Linked DNA regions of Homo sapiens: region 2 is linked to region 1. A link is a loop called in an ENCODE intact Hi-C map of the cell type or tissue named here. Cell type or tissue: GM12878. All regions are shown on one strand. Each heading gives the region's core, and the rest is flanking DNA. Links, peaks and the distances in the headings are about the cores only.

Evidence for each region. A loop is a pair of places that touch in the nucleus more often than their neighbours do. Peaks named below come from ENCODE experiments on the same cell type or tissue, not always from the same donor. Only the 100,000 strongest peaks of a DNase experiment are listed, where the experiment ranks them.
Region 2: a loop joins it to region 1, with 2.0 times the contacts of the local background. A loop is called at or near these places in 4 of 110 quality-filtered maps.

What each region holds. Positions count from the first base shown.
Region 1 is chr7:110,437,268-110,449,305 of GRCh38, reverse strand. The region is part of intron 3 of LOC105375451 (a long non-coding RNA gene); the gene reads left to right. LOC105375450 (a long non-coding RNA gene) reads right to left here. Exons shown (of 3, transcript XR_927862.3): 2 at 5,854-6,016. Among named protein-coding and RNA genes, the nearest start is that of LRRN3, 650 kb to the left of the region's middle. In GM12878, for the core only: a CTCF peak has its summit at 6,798 (motif pointing right); a DNase peak (open chromatin) is centred at 6,842.
Region 2 is chr7:111,099,291-111,111,328 of GRCh38, reverse strand. All of the region lies in intron 3 of IMMP2L (inner mitochondrial membrane peptidase subunit 2), which reads left to right. LRRN3 (leucine rich repeat neuronal 3) reads right to left here. Exons shown (of 3, transcript NM_001099658.2): 2 at 11,367-11,448. It also overlaps the pseudogene LOC124901853. Among named protein-coding and RNA genes, the nearest start is that of LRRN3, 14 kb to the right of the region's middle. RefSeq lists an enhancer at 7,246-7,345. In GM12878, for the core only: no CTCF peak of the experiment used is centred there; no DNase peak of the experiment used is centred there; H3K27ac peaks cover 323 bases.

The sequences.
Region 1 (12,038 bases), core at 2,289-10,288:
CAGGTAGTACCCTGAGGTACTGGGCAATATTATCAAAACAATTAATATTTCACTAGGTCAAAACAATTCTAACTTGAGTTTTGTCTCTTCTAAACTAAATGGTCTTAGATCTGCTAACCATTCTACCATTTAAATTTCTGGCAACTCACACTTGTTTCTCTTCCTCTTTCTAGTCTTTAGTTTTGCAAAGACCCCTTAAAAGACTGCCTGTGTTTGAATTCCAGTTCCCCTTCTTAGTAGCTGCATGAACTTGGACAGTTATTTGAACCTTTTTTTTTGCCTCAGATTAGTTATTATAAGTAAAGCATTCATTTGTTTACCAAATATTTATTGAATATTTATATACCATGAATCACACAGTCTTTTAGATGGTTGAGAAACATCAATGGCTAAAATAAATATCCTTGCCCTCATAGAAGTTGTATTCATTCTTAAGATGGTTCCTGGCATATGGTAAATGCTTTGTGATGTTTGCTATGTGTGTATACATTTGTGTGTACCTGTGTATGAATATTATGTCCAAAGTAGTCAAAATATGTCAGATACACTCTCACTAGTGCTGAAATACATTAGGATTACCACTTTATTTAAATTGGATGAATATTACCTTCTTTTGACATTATTTTACTAGGTGGTTAATTAGTGCTTTTGTTAAGGCTAAGGTCAGCGGATTGCTTTAGCTATTATTTTTTCTAAATAACATTGAATGCTTTTATTAGCAAATTTAAAAACTCATCTGCGTGTGGAATGCAAAGGCGTGGAGAAGACCAGAACCCAGTCTATGTGTTTTTGTGTATAGGACAAAATTTCCTTGACATAATGTCTACCTTTCTGCTGGATCTCCTTTCTGTCTGCTTTGCTTTGATCCTACTGCCCACTTCTTCCCAACCCAGTTGATAAGCTGAGACCAACTTATACTGTTGAGCTGATTGTTAAAAATTCAGGAATTTTGCAAGCTGGTTGCAAGCTACTGTTGGTAACCTGAAAATGGCCACACTGGGAATATTTCATAGAAATCAGCAAAATCTACACATGAAAACTTTTCTTTTGCACCAGTTTACTCGTGCACCACTGCCCCAACCTGATGAGACTTGACCAGCATCTCATTATTGTGGTTTTAGTTACCAACTGAGCTTTACTTGGATACTTACTAATAATTAGGCTCTTGTTTGGTATGTGTAACTGTATTTTCCATGTAGAATATTTGCGTTTTAAGCAGAATTTTCTTTAAAGATGAAAAAACTTACAAAGCATATAGGAAAAAGGCTATGATGATGGGAAGAAGTTCCGAAGAATTTTCGTAAAGATATGAATCTTTGCTTTTGTTACTGATGTTTCTCAACCACCTAGACAATTATGTGGTATATAGTGAGTGTTCAATAAATATTTGTGAAACATATGAATGCTTTACATGTAATAAGTACTGTTCATTGAAACATAAAGAGGTTAAATAACTGATGTCATGCAGCTAGTAAGGAGTGAAGTGGGAATCCAAACATAGGCAGTGTTTTAAGGGGTTCTTTGCAAAATTAAAGGAATTGAAGCAGCTGATCTGTGTTTTGTTTGTGTTCTATTCTGTGTGATATCCCAAGGGGAAAGAAAAAAAGGCAGGTGATCCCATCAAATCTCTTTGTCAACTGGAACCTAGAGTATATAGAGTAATAATATTACCCAAGGAAAAGAGACTTTATCTGTTTAGTATTCCTATGAGGATGTTCCCTACAGGACTGCCCCTAGGGCATTTGAAGCCCCAGGTAAATATTTTCTGGAGATGCACTGGGGGTGTACAAACAATTTGATTCAATATATAATGTATTACAAAATTAATACATATATGTAAAATATAGAGATATATTGACGAAAATGTATAATAATGAGCAGAGAAGTGGTACTGAAATATTTGCTTATTTTCTGATCAGAGCACATTATAATATTTTATAATGCCCAGTCATCTTTTCTTTTTGTTCAATTCCAGGAGCCATGTTCTTCATGTGCTTTCTTGTCAAATGTGTCCTTCTTGGCAAATTTTATATTTTCTACCACAAGAAAAATGTAGCTTTACTGTTATTATTCACAATGTCATGGATCTTCAAACCTATTTGTATTGAAACACCACTGATCTTCTTGGTTCTATAGTTCCCTAATGCCATCTTGTTAGTGACGATTATGTTATTACTCAGGGTGCTGCATTCTCCATCATACCACCCATGAATATGGAATTCTAAGGACTGTCTCAAATGTTATTACTGTGCTTTGGGGGTGATGACCACAAATGTAAGTCTTTCACAGTGTATGCAAGAAAATATGAATAATAACATATTTTCTGGTTATGTTAAATGTATTATTTAGAATGTTATAGCATAAATATAGAAGAACATATTCCAACCATGTTAAACTCTTCAGGCAATCATCACTGCGTTCCTATGACGTAATGTCTTTCAATGTTGATAACATCTCTGCTTTCCACTCGCCAACAACAGTAAGTAAAAAGCAAGGGACTCATGGGCAGAGCAAAAAGAAGGATCTCATTTGTACAAGGGATATTTGTCCTTTGTCCAGATCTGCTTAAGACTGACCCTGGAGAAGCCGGGCGCGGTGGCTCACACCTATAATCCCAGCACTTTGGGAGGCTGAGGCAGGTGAATCACCTGAGATCAGGAGTTTGAAATCAGCCTGACCATTATGGTGAAACCCCCTCTCTACTTAAAAAAAAAAATACAAAAATTAGCCAGGCATAGTAGCATGCCCCTTTAGTCCCAGCTGCTCAGGAGGCTGAGACAGGAGAATTGCTTGAACCTGGGAAGCAGAGGTTGCAGTGACCCGAGATTGCGCCATCGCACTCCAGCCTGGGTGACAGAGCAAGACTTCGTCTCAAAAAAAAAAAAAAAAAAAAAGACTGACCCTGGAGAACACGACATCACCACATTAATTGGAGGTAAGACAGGTCATTAATTAAAATTGCCCACTGGTGTTGCAAAGCAATGCTTGAAAAAAATCCTTAGAAGAGATAGATGTGGCCACCTTGGAAGTGTGGAGCCTGCTGAAGAGGTAGAGTGATTGCCTTGAGTGCTAGCACTAGAGGGGAGGTACACAGGGTAAGGGATGCCTGCCACCACCTCCACCACTCTTGGGTACTAAAACTATAGGGAGCACCACTGTCAGTACATGCACAGGTGAGAGCTGATAATACAGGCCCAAACAAATGGCTTATCCCCAAGGGTTTGTGTTGAACTTTCAGAAATCCGGAGTCCTGAACTTGTCCTCTGTCTGACATGAGTGAGAACCACAAAAAAATCTGTGTGTAAGCACATTCTATGACTGAATCTCATGAGATCTAATAAAAGAAATATTAGGGCTTTCTATTGGGAGTAATCTGCTTTTAATGCTGATTTTCTTGAATTAGAACCGTGCCCTTGAACCACACAGCAATATCAAAGATGCAAGTCCCAGAGTTCTTCCAGGCAACTGGTCAATTTCACGTATAATATAGAGGATCAGAGAGTGCCTCAAAGAGAAGAAATGGAAAGCACAGCACATGTGGCACCCTAACTACAAAGCACTACCAACTCCAGGAAGTTCCAACTACCAGAGGGGAACTCGGACATTTTTGAGGACAGTATTTCTGGCAACGTGACCCACTTAGGATCTGGTGCTGGGAAGTAACACCTTGATGAGATAGCACAGTTGGTCTAAGCCAGCCCTGGTGATCAGAGAGAGACTCTGAAAATTTTGAGGCAGGTGCTTCTGGTGACCAGGATCCATGCAGGAACAGGTTTGAAGGCACTCTGCTGGAGGGGTGTGAGGTTTCAGGGTACCATGCCTGAGAAGCTAACTTCGGACAGTACAAAATTGTAGAGGAGGACTTAGAACATTTCAGTGAAGGGATTTCAAAGCATAGAGCCCTCCAGGACCACCTGAGGAGCTGGTCCTAGGTCAGGGTCCCTGCTTGGCTGAGTCTGAGAGTGGTACTGTTCCCTGGCTAATGAATTATTTGAAAGACTTTAGAATCTATGAGGCATGTCATCTTGGAGAATGCCATGTAAGTTCTACAATTCTCTAGGATATTAAATGGAGATGTTTCACAATTAAAGACTCCTGCTGCAATAGGAGGTAACCCTGGAGACTTCACTTTTAGAGATTTCATCTATTATTCTGGGCCAGAAGTCCATGTTTCGCATGGGAAGATAGGACTTGGAGAACTGCCCTTAAAGCCCTTGATCTTTCTGCTGTGTCTGAGTCTGTTGATTACTTTTGTCCTTGAAATTATTGTAAAACTTAATACCCATTAAGATCTCCGGTTTGTTTAAGTCTGATATGCCAATCTAAACTATACGTTACACACATGGGGGACTCGGTTGATGTTTGGGGGCATGAACCATTTACTTGGTGTCACATTGATTGCTTCCTCTTTTCCTTCACTCTGAAGTTGACAGACAGGTACTGAAGTAATAATTTTGGTCCCTTTTTTCTTTTTTGAAGGGGGATGGCTGGGTGGGAAGGCAGGTGGAGAAGAGCTTTCTAATTTTAAAATCCGGTATTCTGGGAGGAATGTAGTATTTTCTATTTACACAGCTAGCTAGCAAATAAATTTGGGAATACCTATCAATAGTCTATATTAAGAATAGAGATAAAGCACTCAAAATTCAAAGCATGCGTCAACTCTATCAGAGTAAGTTATGTGTTTCTTGTACTCCAGCCCTTCCTCTGTAAAAGAGAATTATCACAACAAAGCCCACATTTTTCTAAATATTTTTGTTTTCGAGGCTACACATTTCAAGGACATATCATCTAAACAGAGGAATTGATTTGTCTGAATAGAATTCAGCCAGGATCTCAGAGTTTATTTGACTTCATAGAAGTCAGAGTGATCATATTTGGAGACGTGTGCAAAATCTTACGGCAGTGGGTTATCTTTTTTAATCCCAGAAAATAATTTACTAATGGGGTTTACCTGATGTGTAGTGTCCATTTTGAAGAACTGGCCTGAACCATAGTTATTAGTCATTATTTAATTTAATAGTGTTCGCTGTAAAGATAGCTGTCATTTATTGAAAACTAACCATGTACCAGGCATTGTTTTAAGAACTTTATGTGGAATATCTCATTTTATTTTCCTAGCAACACTGGAGATAGATACCATTATCCCCACATTACAGGTGAGGAAACTGAGATACAGGGAAATTAAATACTGTAGATTGCTCATTGTTACATACTTAGTAATTACTATGAGTCAAACAGTTCAGATTGATTTCAACATGGATCCAAACTTCAAGATCAGAATGGATGTGATACCCCAGACATAACAACTAGATAATTATAGATGATTCCTCTCTAGCTATTTGCTTCTAGGCTCTAAGCTTAAGAACTGGATTCAAAGATGCAGGAGGGCTGAAAGAGTGAGCCCAGTCCATCCTACTATGCAGCCATAAAAAAGAACGAGATCACGTGCTTTGTAGGGACATGGATGGAGCTAGAGCCCATTATCCTTAGCAAACTAATGCAGGCATAGAAAACCAAATACTATATGTTCTCATTTATAAGTGGTAGCTAAATGATGGGAACACATGGACACATAGAAGGGAAAATCACACACTGGGGCCTGTTGGAGGATGGAGGGTGGGAGGATGGAGAGGATCAATAAAAAAAACTAATGGGTACTAGGCTTAGTACCTGGGTGACGAGATCATCTGTATAACAAACCTTCATGACACAAGTTTACTTATGTAACAAACATGCACATGTACCCTTGAACTTAAAATAAAAGTTAAAAAAGAAAGAAAGAAAAAGAACTCAGGGTATTATTTTTAGCTGCTCATTTTGGGGAATATGGACTTAGTTATAAATAATACTTACTTTTATTTTTTTCTTTCAGGTGTACGACTTTCCCCTTCCAATTTTCAGGTTCACACTATATTCTAGAATAGGTATAGGAGGGATGGCTGGAAGGTGGTGGTAGGCAGTGAGTTGAATTTTGTCTTTTTCTCTTGTTCATTGGTCAATCACTCTTATTAAATACCTACATTATAAAATAATAGGGAGCTTTCAACATTTGATACAAAATATGATACTGTCCCAACCTTTATGCATTCAGAAATAAAAATAGAGAAAAAGTAAAGAGTACAGGAATAAAATGTTATGAATTTCTAAGAGCTGTATCCTAAAGCAATCCCAATATATGTCTAGAAAAAAATTTCCCTCATGGCTAACATACATCTTAGTATTATTTGTAGCCCACAAATATATTTAATTGGGTAAATATATAATTTTACCAACTTATAGGTTAGTATTTATCTTAAAGTTATTTTATAATGCTGTAATTTCACTTAAATTATGCATATTTTTATACTTTTGCAATAGCAACAGTATTTTTAATCCCTTCTAAATAATGTGCCTTTATTTATTGAAAAGCAAATGTAGTCTCTCATCAGTTTATAGTGGGTGAATGCTTTGTATTACATTTTAAATGTTGCTTTGGAAACAGGCAATTAGTTATACACCAGGCCTGCCCTTGTCATTTACTGAGAAGAAACACTGATACGGAGTTCCTTCTTTTGTAAATTTGAGATAAGCTGTCCTCCCAAAGACATCAAGATAAGAGGAATCAATGCACATTGTCATTTTGACAGGCCGTATTCTCCTGTTAGTTTACACATCTGCTCAAGGAGGGAAAACTATCAGATACTTTTGCTGATAATGATGAACAAGAGAGGGAGTCTTAGGTTGGTATCTGAGGACAGCCTGTCAAGGCCCAGTAGAAATGCAATCACCTCATTCTAATGAGTGCCATTGCCCTACAGGGGGAGCCACGATGACAGCTGATCCTTCCCCTGCAGTTTGAAGTCCTTGTTAATGACCTAACTGTAATTCTCAGACCTGTCAACAAGGCTGCAGCACGATTTCTCAGTCCAGTGAGCTATTTTCATGTATGTGTTTTCAGGCCCTTCCCCTCTGTTTTGAAGTGACAAGTCTCTGTGGTAGTAGGAACACCAAGGACAATTTGGTTGCTCCCAGATGGTTTGGAGAAAGGGCTCGTTTATTTTAGAAGCTGAGAATCCCAGCTTGTCATCTAATTATCATTAAATAGCTCCCCTATTTCTGCCTACTTTTTCTTTCCAGGAAGTTAACTAATGCTGAGATTGGCTGAAAAAAAAAAATACCCTATTACACACTTTCCTATTTTCTTTCCCTCTCGCATGTCAGAAAATATCAAATATTTTCTATTTGTTATTACATTAAAGAACTGCTGGCCGGGCGCGGTGGCTCACGCCTGTAATCCCAGCACTTTGGGAGGCCGAGGCGGGTGGATCATGAGGTCAGGAGATCGAGACCATCCTGGCTAACAAGGTGAAACCCCGTCTCTACTAAAAATACAAAAAATTAGCCGGGCGCGGTGGCGGGCGCCTGTAGTCCCAGCTACTCGGGAGGCTGAGGCAGGAGAATGGCGTGAACCCGGGAAGCGGAGCTTGCAGTGAGCCGAGATTGCGCCACTGCAGTCCGCAGTCCGGCCTGGGCGACAGAGCGAGACTCCGTCTCAAAAAAAAAAAAAAAAAAAAAAAAAGAACTGCTGATGTATTTTCACAGACTTAATAATTAGAACTAATGTGTCGAGACCAAAGGGATTGATTTCTTATTTTTATGTTTGACTTTTTATTCTTAAAAAAGATAATTTTAATACTTAGCAATTAAAACCAATACAAGTATCACTAGTAACAAAATATGATTGCCTCTAAGAGAATTTAGGTGAAACATAGACCATTTTTATCTAGGCAAAATAAAAACCAGAGATGAGGAGGGATTATTAGAATAATTAAAGAATCAAAAATTACATAAATACTTGAACTTTCCCTTGTAAAATAGAAATGTTGGTATGTTTAACTTGCAAAATAACTTAGACTTTCCCCTTTAAAGGCTAAATGAAATAACATGTGATAAGATTAAATAGTAAATGAAAGTATATCATCCCAGTGCTGAAACTTAGTAGGTGCTAAATAAATGTTGATAAAAGAATGATGGCCTCTAACTTCTGCTATTATGGCTAAAGGTAAGATCTTAATTTATAATGTGGGTACTGCCTGAGTTTTATTGTGTTATTATGGTATTATAGGACTAAAATGACAAGGGTATGGAAAACCCAATGTTGCTGTTGTGGTTTTTATAAAGTAACTTGGATTTCTGGGTCATCAGTAGAACCCTGGCTTGTGTGAGTACTGACTCTGTGGACTGAGCTTGTCACATTCAGTGTTCCATCTCGTGGCCCACTGAGCTGAGAATGTCTATGGCCTTTGGAGTGTAATGTCTTTTGGAATCTGATATAAGGCTAAAAAAGCCCATGCCAAAGATACCTATGATAGAAGTGTGACAATATTATTTTTGTTCCTCCACATTATTGCCCTTCTCATTTGCATTAATTCTGTTCAGAAGCAAAATATGGTGTAAGGAAGAAACCAATAATTGATTTTCAATGTGTTTTGGACAATTACTACTAAAATTGATGAATTTATTATTTTGTCAGTATATTTGGTACTTCAACCAATAAACCCTATTGGATAGGCTCCAATAGGGATGTGCTTCATACCAATATTCAGTCCTTGAACACTACACGTTTACTAAAAAATAAAAATCATCCTGACAAAGAATCACCCTGATCTTTCTTTTTTCTTTAGATTACTGATATAAGGTGACTATGGTTTCTGGACCTGAATTTTATTTGGCTTTAATTCATTTTTGATAGCATAAAGGAGGAAACAGTTCTTTCTAAATTATTCATCGTGTTGTTTAACAAGTAGGCACCATACAATGTGATGGCTCCTGAAATTCCATTAGTCTATTGTGAAATACGTAATTATACACTATTATGAAAATAAGAAATTTGTATTACTCATATGTATCTGACAGCCTGCAATTAGTTTAGACTCTCTAATTAACATATGTTTTACTTAATGGTGAGTGATTATGGATTATCATTTAATTATACATAATTTCAAATACTCATCTTTTTTGTGAATATTAGATACAAAAATAAGTGTTTGTCAAGAGCAAAATGATCATGCTTTTCTGTTTTGTTTTTGTCCAGTACCAAGAACATTATTATAAAATAAGTAGTAATAAAACAGCTTTCCTTTGAGTAAATTGCTGAATATTTTTTGCCATATATATTCTGCTATCATATTTATGGATGCCACTTTTCTTTTATATGAGTTGTTCATGAGTAATTTTTCACATAAAGAAGAATCAACAGTACAAAGAACTATGGAAGCGGTTGTGAGTTGATTAATTGAACCATTTTTTTTTCTGAGTACTCATTCTAAATACCTGGGTTTCATCAATCTACCCTAATTAGAAGAATATATTTGTATAATCAGGTTACAGAACCAATTTTAAGTTTTAGTGTAATGGTGCCTGATCATCTTTGAATAGGTTTTTTTGTTTTTATATAATGCTTGATTAATTCATACAAGTTTTACTACTTGGTGGTTTTGCCATATCTTATAGATACATTTCACTGTTTAATAAAAGAATGCTGGAAAATATTTGCAAATTATGCATCTTATAGACAAAGGTCTAATATCTGGAATCTATAAGGAACTTAAGAAAATTTACAAACAAAAAAACAACCACATTGAAAAGTGGGCAAAGGACATGAAGAGACACTTTTCAAAAGAAAGCATACATATGGCCAATAAGCATGTGAAAAAATGCTCAACATCACTAATCATTAGAGAAATGCAAATCAAAACCACTATGAGGTACCATCTCATACCAGTCAGAATGGCCATTATTAGAAAGTCAAAAATAACAGATGCTGACAAGGTTGCAGAGAAAAGGAAATGTTTATAGACTGTTGATAGGAATGTAAATTAGTTCAGCTGTTGCGGAAAGAAGTTTGACAATTTCTCAAAGAACTTAAAACAAAATTGCCATTCTATCCAGCCATCTCATTATTGGGTATATACCCAAAGGAATAGAAATTGTTCTACCATAAAGACACACGTACATGTATGTTCATCACATCAGAATTCACAATAGCAAAGACATGGAATTAACCTAAATGCCCATCATTGTTAGACTGGATAAGGAAAATGTGGTGCACATACACATGGAATACTATGCAGTCATAAAAAGGATGAGATCTTCCCCTTCCTGTGTCCATGTGTTCTCATTGTTCAATGCCCACCTGTGAGTGAGAACATGTGGTGTTTGTTTTTTTGTCCTTGCGATAGTTTGCTGAGAATGATGGTTTCCAGTTTCAGCCATGTCCCTACAAAGGACATGAACTCATCATTTTTTATGGCTGCATAGTATTCCATGGTGTATATGTGCCACATTTTCTTAATCCAGTCTATCATTGTTGGACATTTGGGTTGGTTCCAAGTCTTTGCTATTGTGAGTAGTGCCACAAGAAACATACGTACACATGTGTCTTTATAGCAGCATGATTTATAATCCTTTGGGTATATACCCAGTAATGGGATGGCTGGGTCAAATGGTATTTCTAGTTCTAGATCCCTGAAGAATCGCCACACTGACTTCCACAATGGTTGAACTAGTATACATATGTAGCAAACCTGCACATTGTGCACATGTACCCTAAAACTTAAAGTGTAATAATAATAAAATTAAAAAAAAGTTTTAAAGCAACAATAACAACAACAAAAGGATGAGATCATGTTCTTTGCTGCAACATGGATGGAGGTGGAGGCAATTGTCTTAAGCAAACTAACACAGGAACAGAAACCAAATATCACATGCCCTCATTTATAAGTGGGAGCTAAACACGGAATACACATGGACTCAAAGAAAAGAACAACAGACACCGGGGCCTACTTGAGGGTGGAAGATGGGAAGAGGGTGAGGATCAGAAAACAGTATATTGGGTACTATGCTGATAACTGGGTGACAAGATAATCTGTGCACCAAACCGCTGCAACATGCAATTTACCTATATAACAAACCTGCACATGTACTTCTGAACCCAAAATAAAAGTTAGAATAGAAGAAAAAGAATGTATAAATAGGAACAACATGAAGCATAAAAATCTGTTTCTTTCTCTACTTGCTAAATGAAATGTCCATCACAGTGGCAAGCCCTTTGAAATACTTTTGTTTTCCTTTCAGTAAATCCAGAGTGAATGGGATTAGTGAATTAATATTTCTAAAGCCAGAATATCTTTATTGAGGTTTGTAATCAAAGGAAAGATATTTAGTAATTTCTTGTAAAATCAATGTTGGTATTTATGACTTAATTTGCATTTTTGACAGAATACATTATTTTTTAATTAAAAAAACACAAATCCACATATAATAAAATATAAGTAGAAAGATTGTAATTAAGTTGGGGCTGTGTAGGTGTTTACTGAAAGTAATTAATGCCCTACAGTAGATTTTTTTTTTTTTTTTTGAAAGAGAGGGCTAGAGTAATCTGTTGTGGCTAAATTTGAAATGTAAGTAGCTTAGATAACTGTATTGCTTCTCTGTAAATTTTGATGAAACCTCAACTAGAATACTAGATTATTGGGATGTACTGAGTAACTTATTGCAGTAGGTGGAATAATGGCCTCTAATTATCTCCACACCCTAATTCCTGGAACCTGAGAATATGTTATCTTACAGGCGAAAGGAACTTTGCAGATGTGATTAAGATGTAGGATGCGGTGATTATTTTAGATTATCAGGGTAGGCCCAGTGAAATGACAAGTGTCTTTTACAGTAGAAGAGGCAGGCAGAAGAGAGTCAGAGGAGGATAAGACTAGGGAAGAACTAATAGGATAGATGTATATATGAAAGGGAGTTATTAAGGAGAATTGACTCACATGATCACAAGGTGAAATCTCACGATAAACCTTCTGCAAGCTGAAGAGCAAGGAAGTCACTGGTGGCTCAATCCAAGTCCCAAAGCCTCAAAAGTAGGGAAGCTGACAGTGCAGCCTTCAGTCTGTGGCCAAAGGCCCAAGAACTCCTGGCAGCCCACTGGTGTAAGTCTAAGGGTCAAAAGGCCGAAGAACCTAGAGTCTGATGTTCAAGGGCAGGAAGCATCCAGC
Region 2 (12,038 bases), core at 2,265-10,264, 660 kb before region 1:
ATTAACTTTTTTTTTTTTTTTTTTTTTTTACAACTGCTACCCATGAAGAGCATGGGCGATATGCCCACATAAGCGTCTTTTTGCAAGGTTGTACATGACTAGAGCACCAAAGGGAGTTCTAAATCTTAATGGAGAAAAAGAGTTCTTTCAAAACAGGGTTATAAATTTGCATTCATTTCACTCTTAGAAGCCTGGTATTCATCTCATATGTGGATTAGGTGAAAGCTAAGTGACAAATCACCTGTTTGGGAAAATTTCTTAGTAGATAAACTCTTTCCAGATAATTTAGGATTATGTTTCAGACTATCAGTTTAGGCTCAGAAAAGCAAATGGTTTTATATTATGTTATAGCAGCTTCACAGGTTAGGATTTAATACATTTTTATGGATAAAATGAATAGTGTTAGATTATTGGATCTGAGTTAGGAGAAGAAATTTTCCCTTCACAGTCACATGATTTAAGATCTGGAATCCCTTAAATTTGATCTGGGACATTCACCTAACTTTACTGTTCCAATATGCCAAGACAAAATTATTTTGTGAAGGAAATTTATAATTAAATAACTGGTATTAAATTAATATCAGTAATGTCTACTGCAGAAATAGTTCACATTGCTCAGTCAAGAATTACTCAACATTAATTTCATATATGTAGAAACATTCTTTGAACTTTAAGTTATTTGTATTCTATACTTATATGTTTGATATTTATACTTATGTTTTTATATATATTCTTCAAGACAGTTATGTAGTAAAGTTTATGCTAAACCATTTTGGGCTTGGAGCTCAACATCCAAACTGAAAAACGAATAAAACTTTTTCATGATTTCTGTTAATTCTAATTCATGACACTGGTTAGTAAGATATAATCTATATTTGTGATCATTCCTGGTATTGTTTATGTTTTCTTGGAAGATAAGATATTATTTCAGTGAATAAAAGCTATTCTAAATATATGAGAAGCATAATTAAACTTTGTCATAATAATGAATATGGACTTGAAAAATATTAGTTTTGAGGTTTTCTTTAATGACTGATTCCTATCAATTGTGTGGAGAAACAAAGATTTGAAAAAGAATATCATTTTCCCTAATGATGTCTTCATGTCTAATATCCATGAACAGATAGGATCTTTGATGCTTTACTTATCTTTGCATATTTTAGTATAGTTCAGATCCTAAAGACTTTATTTTTTGAGACAGAGTCTCACTGTGTTGCCTAGGCTGGAGTGCAGTGGCGTGATCTCAGCTTACTGCAACCTCCACCTCCTGGGTTCAAGCGATTCTCCTGCCTCAGCCTCCTGAGTAGCTTGGACTACAGGTGTTCATCCATCATGCCTGGCTAACTTTTGTAATTTTAATAGACACAGTGTTTCACCATATTGATCAGGCCGGTCTTGAACTCCTGACCTTGTGATCCGCCCACCTTGGCCTCCCAAAGTGCTGGAATTACAGGCATGAGCCACCGCGCCCAGCCCCTGAAGACTTTTTAAGGGCCCTTTCCATTAACTTCAGTTTTCCATCATATAACAATAGCAACAAACAATGAAAACAGCGATAGTAGTCACAGTCATATTGTGCTACAATGTACAAATTCAGTTCAATTTTCATATATGACCTTATCTGATTCCCCTAATAATCCTGTCAGCATGTGCAGTTATACCCACTTTACAGGTGATAACTCAGAGAGATTTCATGAGGTGGTGAAAGTTGAAGGGGCATTATCAGTGATGGCTCCTGAACTCTATTCCAGGTCCTTGACTCCATTTTCAGGTCTCTTCCTGTGAGCTCTGTGTAATAAAGCTTTGTGTCGCAGATATATATGTACTTGATTGCCCCCTTACTAGTTGTTAATGAAACACCTTCATGTCTAGACCTATGTCTTACTCACTGAGTAAGCCTATACTTGTGTGCTGACTTGTCTTCTTTGCACAGTGAAATTAAATGATACTTTCTTTTAAAACTTAATTAAGATGCTTTTGTAGTTCGTAAGCATGATGATTGGGTTTTCTTGCTCTTGTATGAGATGTGCCTCCGTCATACCTTGGAAACCTGACTTGAAAAAAAAAACTTAATTATGGAAGGAAAGTTAATGGTTTATCATGTAGCTGGCAATGAACATGTTAAATTGTACTGAAAATGTTTTACACATTCTAGATGTTTGTTCTTTAATTTGGTCTTTAATTCTTCTTGATAATACCTTATTTACGGACCACCTTACTTAAAATATCCCCTAAAGTCATTCTTATTCTCACCATGTTGTTTTCTTTATAGATCATTTAAGACTGCTAGAAATTATTTGCTTTTTGTTTATTGCTTACTTCCCATCATCTCCACTAGAATGTTAGCTTTATTAAAGTTGTTTCCGTTTTATTCAGAGCTATGGATCTCCAATGCCTAGCTAGAATATTGCCTGCTATTGTTGTTCAATAAATATCTACTGAATGAATGAATGAATATCAGTTGCTTTTAATTATAAATTTCCATCTTATTATACATTTAAAAAAATTTGCTGTACGAGGTACTCATTTGTGACCTTTGTTTTGTTGGTGAATGCTGAATTGACTCATGTGGTTTGTATGCATGAACTATTGAGTGATGATGTAAGCTTGGCAAACAGAAATAAATATGTTTTTTTTAAATTCAGGAGATTACAAAAGTGTAACAATACCCACTTTAGAAGGGTATAATTAAATCTGTGATTGTTTAAAAAGAATCATAAATTTCTTCTAAGCCAATGTCTACTCTCATTATATCTCGAATAAATCTGTTGTGAGGAAACTAATGGAGATATGTATGTTTTGTTCGTATATCTTTTTTACTTGAGATATAGTTTTCAATTGATTTTTATATATTATATCTCTAGTAATAGCACAGTGTAGTGGGGGTATAATATATACAGATTAGTTTCTTAAAATTTGTGACATTTGTATTTGGAGAACATAGAAAACCATGTAATTTAGGTTAAAATGTATTCTTAATGATTGAAAGTGCCACAGACTTTCAGAATTAATGTAAAAAGCTGTATCAACAACAAAAAGAGCAATAATAAACATTAATATAATTGAGTGTTAAGTACTGAGAAAAGTCCTCTAGAAAATTGGTTTGATGTGGCTGCAGGCCAGACCATGCTTGTTGCCAGCTGATAGTGATCAAATGGAATACATCAACAATCTGTGAGGTTTTTGTCTCCAAACCCAGACTGGGGTTAAGAATCTGCACTAGAAAGTGACACTTACAGAAGACACTGTACTTTAGGAGAAAACAACAACAACAACAATAAAAACAAAAACAGTATTGTAAAGAAAGCCATATATACTCGGTTAAGAAAAAGTTGATGCAAATCAAGACAATATCTGCTGTAAGTTGAGACTGGGAAATATTTTTGGTGCAAAATTTCAGCAGAACTCTAAATCTATGCAGCACACATGAAACTAGTAAAATTTACTTAAAAGTTTAAGCTTTGCATGCTAGAGTCTATAATATTATCTGCAGAATTGGAAATACTACAGCTTGACCAAGAGCTTTGAAATGTTGCAACAGCCAAATGTTGCAAATAAATCTTTGGGAGTTCATTATTAGCCAACAAAATTATTACTCACTAGATCTGAAATAACAAATCTGTGGCCTTGACATTTAATCAGAGCATGAAACGCATCTATTGTATTTCATATTTGAGATTATTACTTTACTAGTGCCCCAATTAAAGCATGTAGATTCTAAAATTCTATTCAGATAAAGTAAAATACAGAATGCTTGTTATACATGCACAGAATCTTTTTATTCATTGCTTCATGTTCCATTGCCCCTTCTTCAACATGCTTATATTGAGTTTTTAATGAACAGAAATGGCTTTAATATAAGTATACAAAGAACTATCCAGAATTTCTTTTTAGAGACAAAGGTGGTAAGAGGTTGAAACTGCCCATATTCCCCTGTGACTGATCAGTTGAATCTAAACTGTTTACAACAGAATGTTGAAAGGAATTTTCTACCTGCTGTAGGGCTGGCGTTGTAATATAAGGCAATTTTACATGCCCATATAATTTAAATTATTAGACTTTATATAAAAACTTTTCTTCAAAGTCTGTCTAAAAAGAAAGTAAAAATGGGAGAGGAAAGAGAGAAGGAAGAAGGGAGGGAAGGAGAGAGAGGGAAAGGGGAAAGAAGGAAGTTTCTGAATCTCTCCCACCTATCTTTTTCACATTCTAGTGAGAGAGATTCTAAGTATTGTCTATTCATGAGCATCTGCAAATCACATTGCAGCTTAACTGTCTCTTCTCTGATTTAATAGAAACTTTGATTGTTTTCTAGGATTTACATCCAGAGTAATTGTTTTTGCATTTTAATATAGAAAGAAGTAGATTGAATACATGCATAACATATTAGAAATGCTATTAAGCAAATCATTCTGCATGGTACTATTGAATGAATGTTTTCCTTTACTCTTCTAAACAAAGCACACATTTCTCCAATTATTTTTAAATTGAGAACAGTGGAAAAGAAATCTATTTGTGTGTTGATTCCATTTTTTTTGGTATGATTAAATGGTACAGCAGAAGTCTTATACAGTATAGTCAGGTACTTTTCCCTGCAAGATCTGTAAGGGCAGTTTTTATGTGCATCCTAGATATACAGTATTTTCACACACCGAGACTTTAATTCCTGTTATCTTAATATTATTTATAAGTCCCTCACATCTCTTAGCAGCCATACTTCACCAACTCTTGCCCTATTTGAGTCTCCACCTCAAAATAGCAAGCCTTTCACTCAAGCCTGGGGCAGTGAGAAGTTCATGAGAAGTTTCCACATGGCAAAAATGGTGATGGTAGAAGACATATCTGTTTTTCATTTTATTTGTTTGTTTTTAATTGGACTGTTTTTCTTAGAGAGTTTCTCAAAACCAGTGAGTTTCCAGAGAGAAGAGATTTCTATTATTTCAAGGGCTGATAGTTAAGATCCTTCAAAAAAGTTGACCTTCCCACATCAGACCAATGTCTGTAGAGTTTGAAAAGTTGTCAAACTTGCCATTAAATAAGGAGAACAATGACTTGTGCTTCAATTGTTCCACATTCAGGGCTTTGAGTGTTCCAGGTACTTTGCTTCTTCTCTTAGTTCCCAATTGAGAAGTAAGTAGGTAAAGGATGAGTATTCCTCCCATTTTATTTAGCATGTAGGTGCTAATTTGTCTGCTCCAATGTGCACCAATGTTGGTATTATATGTTCTAAGGTCCTCTGCTGTATCCTTGGAAAAAGACTATGTTATGTGTTACTGTGATATTACAAATATGTTTCTAAGAAAATTAACTGCCTATTATTTGTACTTGCTCTTGTTTCTGATTCAGAAAAATAAGCTTGCCCTTGCTGGTGCATTAGGAATTGAGATGTTGTGTATTCCTGGGAGTGTCATGCGTAGATTTGATACATACATCAGTGGAGTTAAACTGGCTAAAAGAGCTGTCAGTGATAAAAAGTGGGGATGCTATAAAAGACAATGGCCCTATCACATTCATGTGACTAGATATAGGCATCTCTATCTATTTCTTTTATATTTTTATGGATTTTTTTTTCTTTTCACCTTTTGCATAAATTGTTAGTACACATAATACAAATGCAAACAACAGAGAGCAAGCCCATTTTTAAAGCTATGGGAAAATAGACCTGTCAGGAGATTTGTTCAATTTAGGATAGGAGGAACAACAAAAATACATGTTGTATTTGTTTCTTAGAAAGTACTCTAAGGGTGTTTTCCCCCCAGCCAGCTAAATTGCATGTGGCAGTTGCTACAGCAACCCATTTTTGTGATTTGCAGAATAAGGGAGCAAACCAGATGTAAATTGTCCGTCAGTAAGTTTCTGTTGTCATGGAAGATGGTAACGTATGCAGTCTCATTTGGTCAATTTATGTACTGTTGTGGTGTATTGTTCTATCTGCTCTTTTCAACATGCTGTCATGAATTAGTATTCCATTCTTTGGATGCATAATTTCGGAGTTTCTGAGTTTTATACATGATGTTAACTGAAATAACTAGATGTCAGATTCATAGAAGGTTGTTGCAAAATGAAGGTTATTTGACATCTGTTTTGTAATTTTTCAGCCTATTGACATAAGAATTCTTTATTTCATGAAGAAGAATCAAATTAATTTTTAAAGGGCACTTCAAAGGTTTTGTGGTTATTTTATTTGAAAACACATATTTACAGTCTACAGAGTTAAGAATATATTTTTGTCTCAATGAGACCTTTAGTAAGGAAATAGGAAATAGCTCTGGACTGGGAGCTTCTGGAATTCTATGGTCATGCCTCTCTGCTCTTTGCATTCTGGCAAGTAGATTCACATTTTAGACTCAAATCACTTGTAACAGCCATTATATTTGGAACTCCCCATCTCTTCTTTTTGTTTTTCTTCCTCTTTTGTGTGAGAGACTGTCCCCTTCTCTCTGCTTTCTTTTTCTGTCTTCCCCACTGTTCTAGAAGCCATGACCCTCTCGTTCTAAATAGATTTTGCCCTGCTTCCAATGAGATGCGAGGCTGGGTATTTCTATGCATATTTTTAATTTGATAGGAAGTGTAGCTTACAGCTTATTGTGAATACATTAACATCTCATCGCTTGTGACAAGTCCTTCACACTTTTCATCCCTGCTATTAATTTTCCTTTTCTCCACATTTAAAAATTTTTCTTTAGCATTTGCTCCCCGAATCAAAAAGACTAGATAGGGGGATTAATGATGAGACTTTTCTGTTATTTAGCATGATTTACAACTATTGCTGGCAACCATACTAAGTAGTTTCACATATAATGTCCCCTCAGCCTTTTAAAAAATTGATATCAGCTTCAATAGAAGTGATGGTATTAGTTACTAAAGTGACATCATATCAAAATATATAAACATGGAGCATTATCAACAGAAGTGAGAACAATTTCTAGAACAAAATGTAGAGTTTGGTAAATCTAAAGCAGATAACAAAAGAAATTGTTTCATTCTCTACAATAAATTTGAACTGTGGATTACAGAAGTAAACATTTACAGGAAATTGGGACACAGAGGGAGTGGGAGAAGGAAAATCATATGACTTTTGTCTCTCCCCTACCTGGAGTTTCATCATTTCCAACTCTGCAAAATTGGCTCAAGATGCGAATAGTAAAGGCAGGTATGTGCATGCATGAATGAAGGAAGGTATCCTCCAGCAAATTTGCCTTTCAAAAAAGTTGCCTGAATATAGGCCCAAACTCAGAGATATGAAGAGTTGTTATGCTGGGGAAGTGAAAATGAAAATGTAACTTTTCATTTCACACACATATTACAGGAGTACCACTTTTCAGTGTTCCCATTTTGTTCCACATTTAACCCTAAAATTTCTTGAATTGCCAATACAAATGCCTTATTTTGCTCTCTGGTACTCTCAAAATGGTGTTCAATAGAAGCAGCCTAGTCATTAAGGGATCAGGCATGGACTCTCGTTCTTTCTGTGCTGCTGCCATGTCATTGTTTCCTCATCTACTGAAAGGTGAGTGATAATGGTACCTACTTGAAAGGAATGTTGTGAAAATTAAATAAAATAATGCGTTAAAAGTTCATAGTATAAAAAAGTTCTTCTGCACCCGACACATACAGAGTGGTTACTAAATGTTAATCACTATCATATTAAGAAGTCATCATACGGATAAGAACTCATTAGAATTTGCTGTAACTTAAACTTACAGGTGAAAATATTGGAACAGGAGAAATGACAGAACAAAATAGAACTACTTAAATGTCATTTGGCTCTGATTATCATAAAAGGTTGTAGAATTTTACTTGCCTAATCGATATTTTTCTGGTTATTTCTGTGAAAATAATTCTAAAAATGTATCACGCTATTTACCATGTTAGTTATATGACATGTCTTAGAAGAAGAAAAAATCCTTGGAAAGCAGGTGCAAATCAGTGTGGCTAGACTTAGTTAAATATTTATAAACTGGTAAAAACTATTAGCAGTTGGCAAATATTTGAAAAAATCCAATATTGGTCTGTGTGTGAAAGTGTAAATGTATACGTGTATGCTTGTTGGCAACGGAATAGATAGAGATAAAGAAGTACAATTATTAACCATAAATCTGCAGAAATGCTAATACAGGTTTTTTGAGATGATGGAGTAATGCAGTTGTTATTTCTTGAGATATAGTTACATTTTGCAGGAAACAAAGTCTAATAGATATTGTTAAAATTTAACAACATTCATTAGTACTCACGCAAAATGCTAATTAGAGTACAAATAAGAGAGAAATGAAAACTGTGAAGTCACTATGATCAATGGACACTGTAGTCTTAAAAAAGACCATGTTATTGTCAGCAATTTTTAAATTTTAGCAACTCAAGGGCTTGAGTGCTCATTGTCCTATACTATATGGTCTTTTAAGGGGAAATTGGGACATTGGGGTTTTAATTAACGTTTAAAAAAATAAGTTTACAATGAGATTTATAATTTCAAAGATTGTAATTATTTTATACATATTATGAAGTCTTTTATGACCCTAGCAAAGAGGATTAGTGAAGAATGGTTTCGGAGCTTTTTAAATTTGAGATGGAATGTCCCAGAGTAGTGGAAGTTTCTAATAGAATAGCACGAAGAAGCTGGATTATTCTATTTATTTTTTAGATAGGTATGAAACTTCAAACTTGCTATTTCTGTGGTTTCCATTCTTTTATTATACTTGTGGGCTTCCATTTAGTAATTTTTCTCTCTCTCTTTTATTTGACTGATTTAAACAAAACAAAATAATGCTTCAGCTAAAATCACTTTAGGGCAAAAATTCAAAACTCCAGACTCAAGTAATTAACATGTTTGATGTAAAGCAGCAGCAACACATTACTGTCAATAAAATGACAATCTAAAGAGACATCTTGAAAACTGACTGGATGACAGTGAATTGTGCTTCTGCTAAACTCCAGCAGCTAAGAGGTTCCACAAATATGGGCCCTTCACAGATAAGGCACTGCTGAGTTTCTCTATAGGGTTGAGTTTGGGAAGTTTTGGTCATCATGATGCATTAAAAAAAAGAATGATTTGACAGGAGCATATGGTCCAAACTTTTTAAAACTATAATCATAGTCAATGTGCTATGAAATACCCACTGGGTAAGGATTGAATCACCTGGTTTTGGTTCTAATTATGTCTGTAAGTCACTTTGAACAAGTGACCTAAAATCTGTAAAATCTATCCCAATATAGGGATTTTGTTATATTCTGACTCATTTTTTTTTTTTAAAGAAATTGACAGGCAGTGTAGAGTTCACTCATTAATCATATTGGCGGCAGTTTCTGCATGGCCCTCATTTGAGTTCCATATGGAGTGAGATATAGTGTATGAAAATTAGAGTTCATGAACATGTGGGCAGAAGAGTTTTGTCCATTTTTGGTAGATGTTTCTCCTAAGGATACATAACCTAGTACTCTACAGATATCACCTGACTGCCAAGAAATGACTGTGGATGGTATACCTTTTTAGATTGGGGGCAGTAGAGATAGGAACTATGTTTACCACAGCCTTACATTATTACATATTAACTGAGACTATTTACTTTGAATGTCCCAGTCAGGTCCCTTAAAATCAAACCCCTAACTCATTTAGCTATACCCTCTTCTCAGTCTTCTCAGGGAAGACACAAGACAATATACCTATTGAACCTTTATTTTTCTTGTATATTTCACAGGAAATATACAAGACAGTATACCTATTGTACCTGTTGTACCTATGTATATTCTGTATTAATTCGAACGATTGTCTCAAGTAATTTTTTTTTTTACTAAATCTACAACAAAAATGGTAGACAGTGGACAAAAGAAAAAGACTTGAATCTTAACCCAATAATTCTGTAACTTTGTGCAGAAAATAAGTATGGATTCTTAGGTGTTACTCTCACAGATTCTGAGATCATACATTAAAAGTACCCAAGTGAGTTTGGTAGTACATCATCACAGACACGAATATATGATTCTGCTTGTTGTATCTTATAGACATTATCGCTTATCAGTATGCCAAGGTTCTGTTCAATGACTAGGGATGTATCTATATCATGGTCATTGATTAAATGACCATGAGATGAAATGTCTAAATGAATAAGTGGTAAGATATTATCTTAGAATATTTCTTCTTTCAAAGACATAAAAGTCTATATCAAGTAAAATCCAGAGCAGCAGATTGCTTAAAAACTAAATATGATGATGTGAAAAGAAAGCACCATGCTTAAATGGGGTTGAGAATTCGATATACTGCTAGCAGGTGTGGAGGCAGAATGTGGTGATCAAGGAGGAGGAGTTACCATTCTGGACAGGAAAAATTCTTTATGGGGGAATTTTAAACTTATAAATGTTCATCATCTTTACAAAATATAGAAAGATATTTAAAAGTTTTCAAATATTTTCAAAACTGGTGAGCAACATTCAGGGCTGAAAGAATAAGGTTAAAACATTGTTCTACTTGTTCAATTTGCAAGATATTTATGGTCAATAAAACTTTCCTTATTTCATTACTGATTTCCATTCCCTAAGAAATGATAAAGATCTTAGATGTTCATAAATCCTCCTGGAATTCAACCATGATATTTTTACATACATTACACTTCTAAAATTACAAAAACAAAAAAACCTTAATCCAGTTCAGCCAGAGCCTAAATTTTTATCTTTTGGCTCTATGCATTTTCAACAGATTAATAAGAATGTTTAAGTAGAAAATCCACAAGTAATACTTTTAGATTAGTTGAATTATATTAAGTGTTCATTATCATTATATTATTTATTAAATAATATTATACTAATCAGGTTGTACCATGTGGTAAAACTGTAAAGTTTGATGCACTTATTGTATTTATTTTAAATCTGTATATGTTATAAATATTTTAATATATATTTTCATTACATATATTTTATTATATATAAAGTTTAAGCATATTATTATATATATATACTCCTGATCTTGGCTGAGAAGTTTAAAACTGTAGAAAGAGCCTGTTGTTAGATGCTTCTGCATAAAAAGTCAAATGCTTCTCTAAGGATAAATATATTATGCTTATTCTAAGAAATATGTGATAAGGCATTGGGTACAGTGTACACTGCTTGGGTGATGGGTGCACCAAAATCTCAGAAATCACCTCTAAATAATTTATTCATGTAACCAGACACCATCTGTTTCCCAAAAAGCTATTGAAATTTAAAAAAAAGAAATACATGCTAAGGAAGACACCATAACATGGGCTTCAGAGTCAGACATTCAGGGTTCAAATCAGGACCTTTCCAATGAGTGAAGTTGGGCAAATGCTTCTCCATTTCAAGCCTCAGTTCCCTCATGGAATCAAAGTGAAATGAGGTGAGTTGTACAAAGAGCTTACCCAGGGTCCGGGCTGTGGAGCATGTTAAATAAATGTTGCCCAACATCTTCCTCTTCTTTCTCTTTCTCCTCCTCTTCCTCGTCTTTGTTGTATGTAAGAAGTAGCAGGAAAAAAACCCCAAAAGTTTAATTTTAAATTATACATGTCCTTCTTTATTTCTTACATGTTAGGTTATTCATGATTCACAATACTTTAACCTTTTATCACCTCAAAATTGAATTTCTTTTTTTAGTTGTCTAATTGCTTATAACTTTCAAAAAAAAAACTTCATTTTGAATAGAAAATGTATGTTGATGTGAGCTCTCTAAACTCCATTTTTAATCACTGGAGGAATCCTCAGCAACATTTTTGCTTTAATTTTACATTCAGATTTTGTTTTGTAGGACAGTCAAGTTGAAGGACTCCCCTGATAGCCCTTTCAGGAGGTGACATAGCAAGAAATGCTGAAGTTTTACAAACAGCTAATATAGAACGCTTCTACTAAAGTTTTAGGTTTGGCTCAGCATCCTCAGTTTGAAAAGCAAATTACAGCTTTCATCAATTAACTTTGCAGGGCTAGCAGCTTATTCATACTGAAGAAGATTGATGAATTTCATTGAAAATTGATGCTCATAGTAGCAATGAAATTGTATTCAGACTATTTTCATCTTCATCATTTAAAAGAGAATGCAT